2 separate regions of the Homo sapiens genome follow, and region 2 is linked to region 1. The links are chromatin contacts, found by Hi-C in ENCODE. All regions are on one chromosome and are shown on one strand. The core of a region is the stretch at or near the end of the contact, and the rest is flanking DNA. Distances in the headings are between cores, read along the strand shown. Region 1 holds the start of OTX2 (orthodenticle homeobox 2). Region 2 holds the start of SIX6 (SIX homeobox 6).

Region 1 (6,341 bases), core at 1,686-4,185:
GCATGTTCTTACAGGTGAAGAGCAATTTTGCAACTTTTCAAGGCGACACCCAGGAGAAAGCTTGCCTGCTACCAACTGCTGCAGAGTCTGGGCAGAATTCCTCTAGAAAGAAAAAGAAAGTCTTTCACCCCCCCCCCCCTTCCTTGTCTGCCTCTCTCTGTCTCTAGTTCTCTTTCTCCTCTCTGTCTCTCTCTCTCAGATCCAATCTTTTAAGAGCTTCAGCACATTGCTAAGCTAAAGGGAAATTCTCTTTGATAAAGCGGTGTTTCCAGCTTCTGGGTTTTAAAACCTAAATCTATATTCAAATCTGGCTGAAGGTGTGTTCTGGGATTTATGAAAGCCTCTTAAAGGGGTAAATTTACCAAACCGTGACAAAATCATCACAATCTTACTTTAGACATCTGAAGTGGATGAGAATTTTAAAGAGACCCTTGTTTATTTAACACTGTCCATTTCCAACTCGTAGTTTATTGGCCCTGTATTTCTGCGAAGTTATTAGACTAGAGGGCAAAGGAGAAGCGGGAGCTGTCTGCTGCCGGCCGCTGGAAGGGCAAAACCCTCTCACGCCCCACCATGCATAAATCTGCCCCTGTCGAATAGAACAGGGGGATTTTTAGGGAGATTCAGCTGCCCCCGCCATCTGGGAGGACATCGCAAACCTCTACATCGGGCTTGAAAGGTTACCCTGGACACTGGACCCTACGGCAGATGGATCTCCCAGTCCAAAATGGTTTACTTGGTTTAGCTCACAAGCGCATGTTCTGATCATTCTCCATCCCACCCCATGCCCACTGTCCCCAAGGCCTTCCTCCGGCCTTCCCCTCTGCCAGATTCACAACGTCCATTTTTCTTTTTCGGCTCTTTTATGCTTTAAACATCATTGTGATCAAACTGGGGGAAACGTTGTCTTTTCTAGGGGTAGGAAGGAGACTCTGCTTCAGGTGATCGAGGTGGATTTGCCTTTCCTTCATCGAAAGCATCATGACTCTGACCAAGCGCACCCAACCAGTGCCTCCGACAGCCAGCGCCACGAGGGTCATAACGCCCGGGGCATTTGTTACCCCCTCCTCACCACCATCCCCATTAAAGGCTTCGGGGGCGGCCGCCAGGTGTTTCAGTACAGTGGGGGTGGGGTGAGAAAAAAGGTCGGTACTCACCCTCCCCCCCGCCCGGGCCCCTAGAAACTCTTGACTCCTGGGAACGCGACAGCCAGCGGGTCTCCGGACTGGAGCTGCTGCAGAGGGCCGGGAAGGAGCTGGGCGGGCTCCGGGCCCCTCGGGGGCTCGAGGGGCCGCCAGGGCCCAAAGCTCTAGGGACACCTGTGACAGGGGCCGCTGCCGCGGAGTCCCCAGCCCCAGGCCGAGCCCGAGCCGGAGCCCGGCTGCCGAGAGCTTGCTGCCTCGTGCGCACTCCCGTAATTCGTTAATTGCTGTAAATCCCAAGGACGGCCACATTTGAGTACACATACAGTATAAGAACCGACAACAAAGCGACGAATTAATTACCAACTTCATTAACATAGGTCCCCAAATTAAAGGCAGCGAGCTGTTTCTTTGGGCCCACTGGCCGTGGTGGTGATGGTAGTTGGTGGTGGGTGGGTGGCGGGGGGTGGGGTATTTAGGAAGAGATTTTATTTTTCTTTTCCTGCACTGGGTGTTGTGAAGCAAGAGCTGTCTTCTGCTCCCACCCCCACCCAGCTTATTCACACACACTCACCAGTTCCACTAGCCACCCCCCACCCCACACTCCGCCCAGTCTGTTTTTGCTTTTCTAGGGACTCGGATCCGTTTGAAACCTGTCCGGTCCCTGCTTTCTATGCCAGGCAAAAAAGTTGGGCTGGGGGTCGCACTCTCCGGCTCGGGCCCCCAGGTCCCATCACTTCCCAGCCTCTGGGCTCGCAGCCCGGGGCTCGGGCGGCGCCAGCCCAGGTAGCTCCAGGCCTCGCAGTGTCGGTCGTTTGGTGGCGTTTGTTCTAACACAGAAACTGTTTCCAACGGGGGCCTCCCTCGTTCGCTCTCTTCCACGATATCTTGTCGACCTCACACTCGCATCCTCGAGGCCCGATGTGGTCCCAGCTACTTCTCCTAAATGGGCCCTGAGATTAGATTCCGGGGTTCGTGTTCCCTGCAGTCTGTCGTGGGCTTCTCAATTCCAAAAAACCCCAGGAACCTACCAGAAGCCGGGGTCTCTCACTCGGGGATCATTTATTTATATGTGTAAGGATATTTATAAGGGCGTAGGGAATAGAGAAGACACTGAGTTTTAGAAAATAGTTTGTTCTTGGACTTGTGTATCTTTCTCTCTCTGTTTTCCCTACATGCCCACATCGCACTCCCAGGCCTCCCTCCTTTACCCTTTCTGGCCGTCAGCGTGCTCTGGCCCTGTCTGAGACGGCATAGTGGTGTTTTTGAGTTTCAGTCTGACTTGCTTTCTGCCTGTCATCCACACACTTATTGCTGGGGTTGAATGTGATAACCCAGTCACTCCCTAACCCGCCATTCTCCAGCATTTACTTAAATATTTTTATCTTCCATCTTACATTGCATGGGTTTCCTTTCTTCCCTTCCCTAAAAACAACAACAACAAAAAAAAAAAAAAAAAAAAGAGAGGAAAGGAAATTTCGGAGTAAAGGAAGCAGGGGAAAAGAGGGTAAGAGAAGAACTCCCTGTCCATCATTTTAATTATACAATTAGTTCACATGCTCCGGCCCATAATGTATATTTTAAGCAAAGCCCAGTGTCTTTAAAGAACATTCTGGTAATGTCGGAGGCCTGGATTTGTTGCCTGCTCGTCCCCCCGTGCAGCAGCGGCCTGTTTTCCTCCCCCTGTTGTGTGTTTTTATTATTTTCCCTCTGGCTTAGATGTGTCAATCATTCTCTCCCTGCCATTGGTTGGAGAGTTTGCGTCAAAAAGTTGCCAGAGAGGCGCTTTCTCAGCAAATCTCCCTGAGAGCGGGACCGGCCTCAGCTCCAACACAGCCTCCACTGTGATTAAAAATAAAAATTGCTAGAGCAGCCCTCACTCGCCACATCTACTTTGTATGTATTGCAGAGGGGCCCACGCGTGTTTAGAACTCTAGCCGCCTTCCTCATTTTCGTTCTTTAAAAAAAATTTTTTTTGGTTGTGTTTGACTTTTCATGGAAGGGTGAAGACTGCAAGGTTTCTAACTCAATACTCTTGATTTCTTTTAGGATAGCTGGCTATTTGGAATTTAAAGGATATTTGACTTTTTCTAACCTCCCATGAGGCTGTAAGGTAAGTGTCCGTCTGTCTTGTCTATATCCATATCTACGTGTCCCCGTGTCTGTCGGCCATCACCCCAGTACCTCCAATAGACCGACCGATGCCCCTCTGCGAACGTGGAGTTCTGTAGGCGGATGTATTTTTTCTCTTACAAATTTTGAGGTGTAATAACGATCGTTGCAAAAAGAAAAATGTGATCTAGAGATGAGAGCGGTAGTGGGAGAGAGGCAGAGAGCGTGCTCCTGGGGGTCGTCGCTTCTGCAAAACGTCGTCGAAACGCTGCGAATGTAATCTGGGGTGTTTTGGAAGGTTTTGTTTGTGGTTTTGTTTTTATGTCAACGCCGTTCTGGGCTTCTCCCGCGATCTTTGCGTTTTGGCCCCCAGATTTGGTTGGGGTCGTTTGGATGGATCCCAGGGACCTTTTTAGAGTCCGAGACAAAAAGATGCAGATGTAACTAGATGGATGGATTGAAACAACAATAATAAAAAGCCAGGCGCCTCCTTGGGCCCGCGCGCCGGAAGCTCGGTTCGCTTGCGGGTCGGCCTGGGCCGGGGGCCGCCGCTCGAGCCCCTGTCGGCCCCTGTTGAACGTGAGCGGAAACCGGAGCGGATAACCGAGGAGGCTGGGAGCGCTGGCTTCTCGTCCGCCCCGGCGCTCACTGCTCGCTCTCTTTGGCCTCCTCTCCCTCAGCCTAGCACAGCTCGGTTGTCTGTTTCTCCCAAAAGCTTCCAGATCTCCTTTTTGTTTTTAAATATCCACCACCCCCCAAAATCCAAACCACCCTGGGTTGTAATTACGCAGCCTCCCAACCCCCGGTTGTCGTGGTCCCCGACCCTGGTCACCAGGCCGAGCGAACGTGAAGAGTGTTTTTTCAACATGACTTTGCCGGGTCGCGGCCCGCCCCACGTAGCCCTCCGCGCGCACCTGGGGCGGGCAGAAGTGGCAGCTAGTGGCCCCTGCTCCGCCCAAGGCCGCGGCCGGGCCAGGGACCGGAATCCTCCCGCTGGGACCGCGGCCCCTCAGCTGTTCTCTGGCGGGGAGAGGCAGGGCTCGCCCGCGCGCTCGCGCACCCCCTTCCCAGGCTCCAGGACAATGAGGTGTCGTGGCTCGGGGCCGGGCGGGGGCCGAGGGGTTCGCCGAGGCCCAGCCTGTGCCATGGATCGGCCCAGTAAGAACCATCCGAAGGTCCCTGCCAGCGCCGGGCGCGGGCGACGGGTCGCTCTGCAAACTCCCAAGAAGTCTTCGCGTTGTTGCGTTCAAGTGACTCTTGAAATCGATGCCCGATTTCGGGACATATTTTTGGAAACCCAAGTCCCCTGTCAGGATTCCACCGAGTTGGCTTTTGCTTCCTTCACAGATAGAACTGGTGCGCGGGGAGCGAAGGCCGAGCGGCGCCGACCCTGCGGTGGTGGATTGCTTGGGGAGGGGACGGGGAAGTCGCTCCTAGAAATTCTCCCCTCCATCCTAGAGCTTCGGGGTCAGGATTTCTCCTGCTCAGCTCGGGACTTTTTACAGGCACCAAAAGTTATTAGCAACAGAGGGGAGTAGGAGAGGGAACTCCTCCCCCCAGAGTAAGGTAGACACCCAGACCTCAGCGCTAACACCGGGGCTTTCTCCCAACGATAATTAATAGTCAAGGCCAACCCTTTTGGCACGTTTCTTCCTCCCTCCCTCGCGGGTGGCAGAGTTATTTGATTCCCCGAGGCCAGAAACTTTCACTCGAGTTCGCCGGAGAGAGGCCAGCGCCGGCCGTTTTCCGCGGTGCCCACACGTCTCCTTTTTCTTTCTTTCCTCCTCTTCGTCGTCTTCCCAGCCGCAGGCCAGTCGCCAGTCCGCGTAGTTTTGTTTCCTTTCCATCATGCAGAAAATTAATCAGCCCGGACGAGAAGCAGAGAGGAGCATGGCGGCCTGTAATTAAGGGACGTGTGCCCCTCGGATTATCTCGTTAGTTTATCAAGAAAACATTTATTATAATTAATTCTCGGACGAGGTAATTATTGTTGAGCGAGGACACAGCAACTGGTAGATGGGCTTCTTGGAAGAAAAAAAAAACAAGGCGTGGGGGAGGGAGAAGCGACAGATTGCACGAATTGACCGTTAGATATAAGGCTGCGCGGGGGGCGCGGGCAGTGGAGCGGGACCTCGGGCGCCAGGCCTGCGGGGCTGCGGGGCTGCGGGGCTGCGGGGCTGCGGGGCTGCCGGGCAGGAACGCGGGACCCAGGCACTCGCGCCCGGAGGTGCGGTCGCCGACCGGCTGCCGGAACTCGCCGCGCGACCGCGGTCAGCTTCTAGGTATGAGTTCTCCAGAGGCCACCTCGTGAGCAGTCATAGTGAGGCGTGGATTTTTCAAAAGTTATTTCTTTTCCCCGTTCTGGACCCTGCTTCGAGAGGAAAAGAGCTTTGAAAGTTAGATTGAAGGGCCCATGCCTTCTATGCAGAGTGCATACCTAGGCCGGTTGTGGAGAGAATCTCTTAGTTTTGGGTTTTGGTTTTCCTCTTTTCCTTTTAAAGGTGGATCCAGGAGCAAAAGTGAAAATAGTCTATTTTGAGAATTTTAGCCATTTTGCAATGGTAAGGGCAAAGGAGCCCCTGGAAGGATCTCGGCCCTGGTGCTTTCTGTGTGTTACTGGCTTTTTATGTTGGAATGTGCTACTTTATTGTATGATGTGTCAGGCATTTCTAATTGGGTGAGAGCTCTACATGTAAGAACATTTCCATATTTCTCAAGGGTACATCTGATATGATTTTACGATTCTCTATAGCACTGTAGTTCAGAATTTTGCAAGGTAGTACGATTAAACAAAAAATCTCCAATCTCCAGTTTAGAGGCTGTTTAAACACATATACAACTGTATTTTAAAGCTGTCGCATATGTGTTTAAACAGCCTCTAAGCTGGAGATTTTTGTTTATTTTCGCAGCCTCCAAAGAACAGCATTTTGAAAAGAAAAGACAATACAAAAACATAAAGTCTGTATTGTAGGGGCAACTAAATTAGTTGTACTGAGGATAATACAAACTCCTCCAAGAAAGACATTTATAAAATTATATTAAGTTAGATCTTAGGGTAGAAAAGCATGACTTTTGTGCTCTGAATTT
Region 2 (6,341 bases), core at 2,553-5,052, 3.7 Mb before region 1:
TTCTGATCCAAAGAACATCTTCTAAGGACAGAAAGGCAAATGGAAAAGGCTGTAATTGGGGGATGGGGACAGTAAAGAGGGAAGTCAGCTCAAGTGATTTAAAGATCAATGTCAAATTTTATAATATGCAATCTGTTTCACTAGGAACAAAATTAGAGACTCTGGCTAGCATTTATTTTCTTAGTGCAAAGATGGTAGATGTTTTTGCGTTGTATATGCATGCATTTGTTCATGTATAGGTGCATACATGCATGTGCACGAGGAAAAATTAAATGCTAAAAATATTTTATGTTTTAATCGAGGCCATTACCAGGACAATGAGGCCCTTGATGACTTGTTCTATGCTTAATTCGGAGATTAGGTTTTTAAAATGCCAGTTATTTCTACAGCCTTGTTTTACCCTCAGTATGTGACATGATTACATCCTTTCCCCCATCTCAGTATCCCTCTTGTTAAAAACCATTCATTTGATTAAAACCAAATTCTGCAGCAAGAAGATGTTAGTCTAATTATTTACAACCTCTTCTATCATCTTTTGTCTTATTTTAATAATAGCTCAATCCTAAATGCAGTATATGCTCACTCTAGCATGATCATGGGTGCCTGCTGCTTTTGTATTGGAGGGGGCCTTGAAGGAGACAGAAAGCCTTTCTTGCTGCAGAGCCTGAGTCAGGATAGTTTTGCATTTTTAGAAAATAGGACTCACTTATTGAGTCCCATAGTTTGGCTTCCTAAATTGCTCCTGAAAGCTGTTGACACTTCATGTAAACGAGTGTCAAGTGGACAAGCCATAATTACCTGTGCTGGGGATGCGGGGACTTGCCTTAGAGAGGACGCTCACATGTTGCCAATTTCTAGCCTTAAATATATCACGTGTATGCATACATACATATGTTTGTATAGGTACATACATATGTTTGTATAGGTACATACATATATGCACATACGTGTAATTTGACGTGGGAGGTGGTTATAGACCTACCATAGGTTGTTTAAAACATATACCAGGAAGCACCAAAGAAGGCAAAAGATATATAGGTAAGACCTTCCGGAGACCATTTGCTCAAGGGTCCCTGCATGCCTGGTGAAGGGAATGATATTAATAATAATAAGAAGAAAAGGAATCTGAGAGCAGCTCCCTTAATTAAGAAGGTTGCCCACTAGGTTGTTTTATTGTTTGGCTTCTCCACACAGAACCCATCACCACCAGCCTGCATGTTTAGAAACAGCAAGTTCCCCAAGCTACAGAGAAACCTACCATGGCGGTCTCTTAAATAAGTAAATAAACAGCATATATATGTTTTGTTAAAAAAAAACTTTAAAGCGAAAGTTATACATATGTAACAGCGTCCTTTCGACGTGAAATACCCATGGGAGAATCTGGGCAGGCGCTCAGCTTGCAGTTCGGGTTCCGAAGGAGACTTTGCAGCAAAATCCTTAGGAAAAAGCAAAGCAAGAAGAACGTGGTGCTGGGTCAGGCCTCACCGCTGGTTCCCGTGGTCGCGGCCAAAGGGCGCCAGTGAAGCCAGGCCGGCCGCGGGGTGGGGCGGGAAACGGCAACCCGAGCCCGCGGGTCCCTGGTCACCTGGCTTCTGTGGCGCTGGATTTGCAGGTCTCTCATCTTCTTCCCCTCTTTCATTTTGTTTTTCTCGTTTTTACACTGGAATCTGCTTCTGAGCATCCTGGATGGGCAACTCAGATGTCGCACTCGCTGTCGCTGGACGTGATGGAGATGGCTGAAGTGGCCGCCTTGCTGGATAGACTGGCGGCCGGGCTGGTGGCGACGCCCAGCACCTCTGGCGTGCCGTCGCCCTCCGCCCGTAGTGCCCGCCCGGAACCCTGTGACAGGACCTGCTGCTGGAGTCTACGGGGAAGAAAGGGAACACGGGTCACAGCTCGTAACACAGCCGCCCGTCGCCCGCCCCCACCACCTCCTGCGTCCCTCCAGCCCGGCGGCTAGAGGTTCTTCCGAAGACCCCAGCAGTTAAGGCGAGGATTACTCGGCAAGGCGACAGAGGTCGGGCAGGAGTCCGCGGCCGCCCCTCCGCGGGTCCCTACTGTTGTGCCCCACCATGATTCGCGCCCTTTCTCAGCGCCGCAGCTCCCAGGTCTTTTATATACTGGGCTTGCAGTGTCCTCCCTGTTTGTTGTGCACTTTTGGGAGATTTACAGGACTGTCAGGAAATAAACGAAGTGTGGGTGACAAGGACAGATCGGTCCCAGGGACATGGGATACCATTTCTAACGGTGCGTCTGCCTGGGGCTTACGCCTGAGCAAGTGCTCCCGCGATCGCGTTGGATCGGGTCGGCCCGACCTAAAGGCAAAAAGGATTGTAAGGAGCATTTGGGCCTGGGGGATGAGGCCGGGCTCTTCCGCAAAATGTTTGGCTAATCGAGATCCACACTCCGGGAAACGAAAAGCCTCGGCCCACGGACTAGTTTGCTGTTTTGAGACAAGAGTGGCAGGCAGCGCATGGGAAGAGGAAAACTCGACTTCCCATTTCTCAAAAGTCCATTGAAAACTGTTTTCAAAGCATTAGGGAGGGATATACCTGGGCTTTGAAAATGATAATTAACATGAAACCGACACATTGCTAATAAGCCAGGCTTCGATTAATAGTAGGAGCCTGTGCCCAGGCTGACAAGAATTAGCTTTGGGTCTTGGGGTCCCTAACTGTTTGTAGGATTTTAATTTTTTATTTCTCTTCCCCTCTCCGTCCCAGTGAAGCCTTGGTTTGGTGACCGGGACCAGCTGCTGCAGCTGCCCGCAGGCGTGGGGAGCCAGCGGGTGGGGAAGCAGAGCCGGCAAGGGAACTCCCGGCCAGGAGCCCAGAACGCAGGGCTCTTAACCCAAGACAGACCGCGCTCCCAACTCCTGCTGAATTGGAGTCGCCAGGGACTGGGTAAGGGCGCCAGAGGTGCCTCCACCCGCCTCCTCCCCGGTGCGCTCAAAGCGCGGAGGCCTCTAGGTACCGACCTGTTCTTGGCTGCAGCCGCTCGGTCCCTTTGTCGGCGGTTTTTGAACCAGTTGCCCACCTGCGTAGGGGTCAGTCCGGTTGCCTGGGCGAGCTCACGTTTTTTGCTGGGGTTAGGGTATGGATCCTGCAGGTACCACTCGCGTAGCAGGTGCCGCGTGCGCTCCTTGAAGCAGTGTGTCTTCTGTTCGCCGTCCCAAATGGTGCGCGGCAGCGGGAACTTCTTCCTTACTCGGTACTTGTCCACAGGTCCCAGGGGTCTTCCACGCAGCTTCTCAGCCTCCTGGTAGTGTGCTTCAAGCCACAGCGCCTGCAGCTTGGCGTGCGACTCCTTGGTGAACTTGTGGTTTTCCAGGATATGATAGAGCTCGCGGTAGTTGCCACCGTGAAAGGCCACGATGGCTCGTGCGCGTAGCACCGACTCATTCTTGTTGAGGGCCTCGCAGGCCGCAGGGGCCACGGGCAGCGACCAGAGGAAGCGACCCAGGCGCTCCACATCGCCGCTCTCTTCCAGGGTCTCACATACCCCGGCCACTTGCTGGGGGCTGAAATTCAAGATGGGCAGCTGGAACATCGAGGCAGTGCCGGCGGCGGCGAGGGCACTGAGCCCGGAGCGGGACACGCAGCAGATGCCCGCGGGCCTGGCTGAGTGTGCCAGGCGCTTGTTGATGAGGCGGATTGGGGCAGCGGGACACACTACCGGGTGGCGGCGGTGGCTCAACGGCCGGGAGCGGACGACCCCGACTGGAGGAGGTGCTGGCTCCGCGGCTTGGGGTTCGGGCTCGGCTCGGCTCAGGCACGCCGGCAGGCGAGCTGGCTCCGCTATTGGGGTGGGCGGATTGGCGGCGCGGGCGCCATGGAGACCCCCTGTCAGTCACCGGGTGGCTCTGCCAATCAAAGCTTGAATCAGCACGCCAGGACTATTTCAGCACCTCCCCGTGCTCGACAGCGCCCGCCGTTAGCTCCTGGACTTTTCTTCAGTATTTTGCAGAACCTGGAGGTTGAAAAGACATGCGAGTGTCTGGGAGAAAAAGAGAGGCGAGTGCGGCAGCGTTCACTACTCCTCCCTCCCCCACCCCGCTCTACCCCTCCCTCCCTTTTTCCCACCAAATAGGCAGTGATGCCACAGGAATTCAGGAATTCACTTTGGGGCGATGCGTTGTCTCGGTCGAGAGGTCTCCAGAGGACAAAGAGGACTGGGCCAAACTGAAATGCTCCGAGAATTCGCAAGTTTAGTTGTAACGAAACAGCAAACCTTGCGGTGGGAGCAGGAAGCCGGTGGGGGGAAGCGATCTTCTCATTTTTCCCAAGTACCCATCTCTGCATGCCTCCCTCTTCCCCTTTCCAGTTGCCAAAGCAGCTGAGTGGGAAGCAAATCTGGAGCAGCAGGAACAGGACCAGGGATCTGTAGAAGAGGTCAGTTTGAACTCTAGCCTTACTCCCTTCAAAGCCCACTAAAATAATTTTAAATGCCAACAAGGACATGTTCACGTCTGATAACGCAGATGCAGACCACGAAGTCAGACACTTTAAGAAAAGAAGGGTGGGCTGTAGGGACCTCCAAATAAAGGGGGAGAAATATACTTTCTCCCCCTCCCCCAGTTTAATGGACTTGAACAAAGTGCAGCATAGCCACATCTAGAGCCGAGAAGTCATTGGTAGGTCAGGACAGCAACTTAAAAGCTTATTTCCTAGATCTTTTTTAAAATATCGACTTAACTCCTTTCCTTGTAGGCTTATTTTGCCCCTACCTTGTGTTAGAACTTATACCTCTTGAGCTGGGGATAACAACTCTAACCTTGGCATTTTAGCTCAAAAACAATTCAGTAAAAATACAATACAGAAGGGCATCCACGACAATGCGGGGGCCCAGAAAGCACTTCCTAAGCCGCTGATTATTGACCCCTCCTGTAGTGAGGAAGGAGTGGCTTGGTGGCTCTGACTTTGGGCTAGTGGAGTGAATTGGCAACTTTTATTGATTCCCAATTGGCAGTCCACATCATACCATTTTCTGAGGCCTGGGTCAAAGAAACCATGATCTCATCTGGGCCTGTGGTAGGGGTTTGTTTAGTTTGAAGAAAATAACTGGTAGGGGGCTGTATAACAAAAACGCCAGGAAAACCGTTTTGGGGAGGTCCATCCCTAGACAGAAATCAGGTGAGAACGTTCACAGCCGAACTGGACTGGACCCGACTGTCTTTTCTTTAGTATCAAGTACAATTTGTATGCGGCTTGTACAGATCTGGTAAATCAGAAGGCAGATAGATAGCACAGATGGTTGGAGGTGTCGGGTCAGATCACGCCACGCCTGAGTGCAGGGCAAAGCTCGTTCTGACGGAAAACCCTGATATTATTTTCACAGATCTTCACAGTTCACTCGAAAAAAATAGCAGAGGGGAAGAAAAAAGCCCTGAAACCATTTACATCATTTCTGTGAGATTGCCAACCGCCTCAACGGAGAGGCTTTCTTTTCTAAGAGTTCATTTTCTTGAAATACGACAAGGCAGGGGCAAAATAAAGAGGGCGATGAAGATAATGACAAAGCATAAACCTTCTTTCCCTTGGAGCGACTTCCGAATCAGCCGGAAGGACAACTTTTAGAAAGAAACATCGGATACAAGGGCCCCGAACACGCAGGCGGAGGAGAATCCGCGGTGCAGAAAAAGAGGGCCTCGGTGGCCGGGCAGGGATGAAGCCGGACCCGGGAGGGCTGCGATCCCGGAGCTTCTGGCCAGGGGAGGAAAGCACCCCCTTGCTCCAGTTTGCAGAGGTTTATTTTCCCTCTCGGGGTGGTTACTTTGCCGGCTATTGCTCGCGAAATTGCTTGGCGCTCACCCTTAGCGCGCAGAAGAGGCGGTGGGGTCCGCGGAGACCTTACAGCCCGCGAGCCGAGCCGAGAGCCGACCCCGATCCCAGCGCCTAGCTGCTGAGGTGGGAGAGGTTGTCCATGCCCCAGGAGACCACACGTCTCCCTCTCGCCCTTTTACTGGACAGTTTGGAAGCGGCACATTCGGGGAGAGCTGGTTTCTTACCCTTAATCTTTGTGAGCAAGTGGACAGTCTAGGGGCCCCATCCAGGAAATGGGAATATTTATCCCATGGCCCATTTCTTGGATAATAGTTCTGCAAATAATTAGATGAGGGCGCTTTAGCTTCTGCGTGTCTGAGGCTCGCGGGCAACTGGAACTGAGAGTCTGAGTTGGCCTCGCGGGAGCCGCCAGAAGGGTGCGGGCTGCGTGTGGCAGAGTAGGAGCACTGTCTGGTGGCTTGGCAGGAAGGGACTGAGAAGTGCCTGGAGGTTGGGGACTACTATCAGGAGATCCATCTTCGCCATCGCAAGGGACTTGATTTAATTTTATTAACCCAA

Evidence for each region. A loop is a pair of places that touch in the nucleus more often than their neighbours do. Pooled maps may share reads with other maps.
Region 2: a map of naive thymus-derived CD4-positive, alpha-beta T cell shows a loop between it and region 1 (36-fold over the local background). The contact joins the promoter of SIX6 here to the promoter of OTX2 in region 1. A Hi-C loop is called at or near these places in 1 of 168 maps with a recorded cell type or tissue (naive thymus-derived CD4-positive, alpha-beta T cell), 1 of 37 single-sample maps with no recorded cell type and 7 of 50 pooled maps.

Annotation. Positions count from the first base shown.
Region 1 is chr14:56,807,073-56,813,413 of GRCh38, reverse strand. OTX2 (orthodenticle homeobox 2) reads left to right here and starts at 2,935. Exons shown (of 5, transcript NM_021728.4): 1 at 2,935-3,038; 2 at 3,192-3,255. It overlaps OTX2-AS1 (OTX2 antisense RNA 1), which reads right to left and starts at 256. Exons shown (of 4, transcript NR_029385.2): 1 at 1-256. RefSeq lists an enhancer at 663-1,555.
Region 2 is chr14:60,506,607-60,512,947 of GRCh38, reverse strand. It overlaps SIX6 (SIX homeobox 6), which reads right to left and starts at 3,802. Exons shown (of 2, transcript NM_007374.3): 1 at 2,978-3,802; 2 at 98-1,864. The coding sequence starts at 3,549. The coding sequence ends at 1,696. It also overlaps a transcript of C14orf39 not described here. RefSeq lists an enhancer at 1,163-1,934.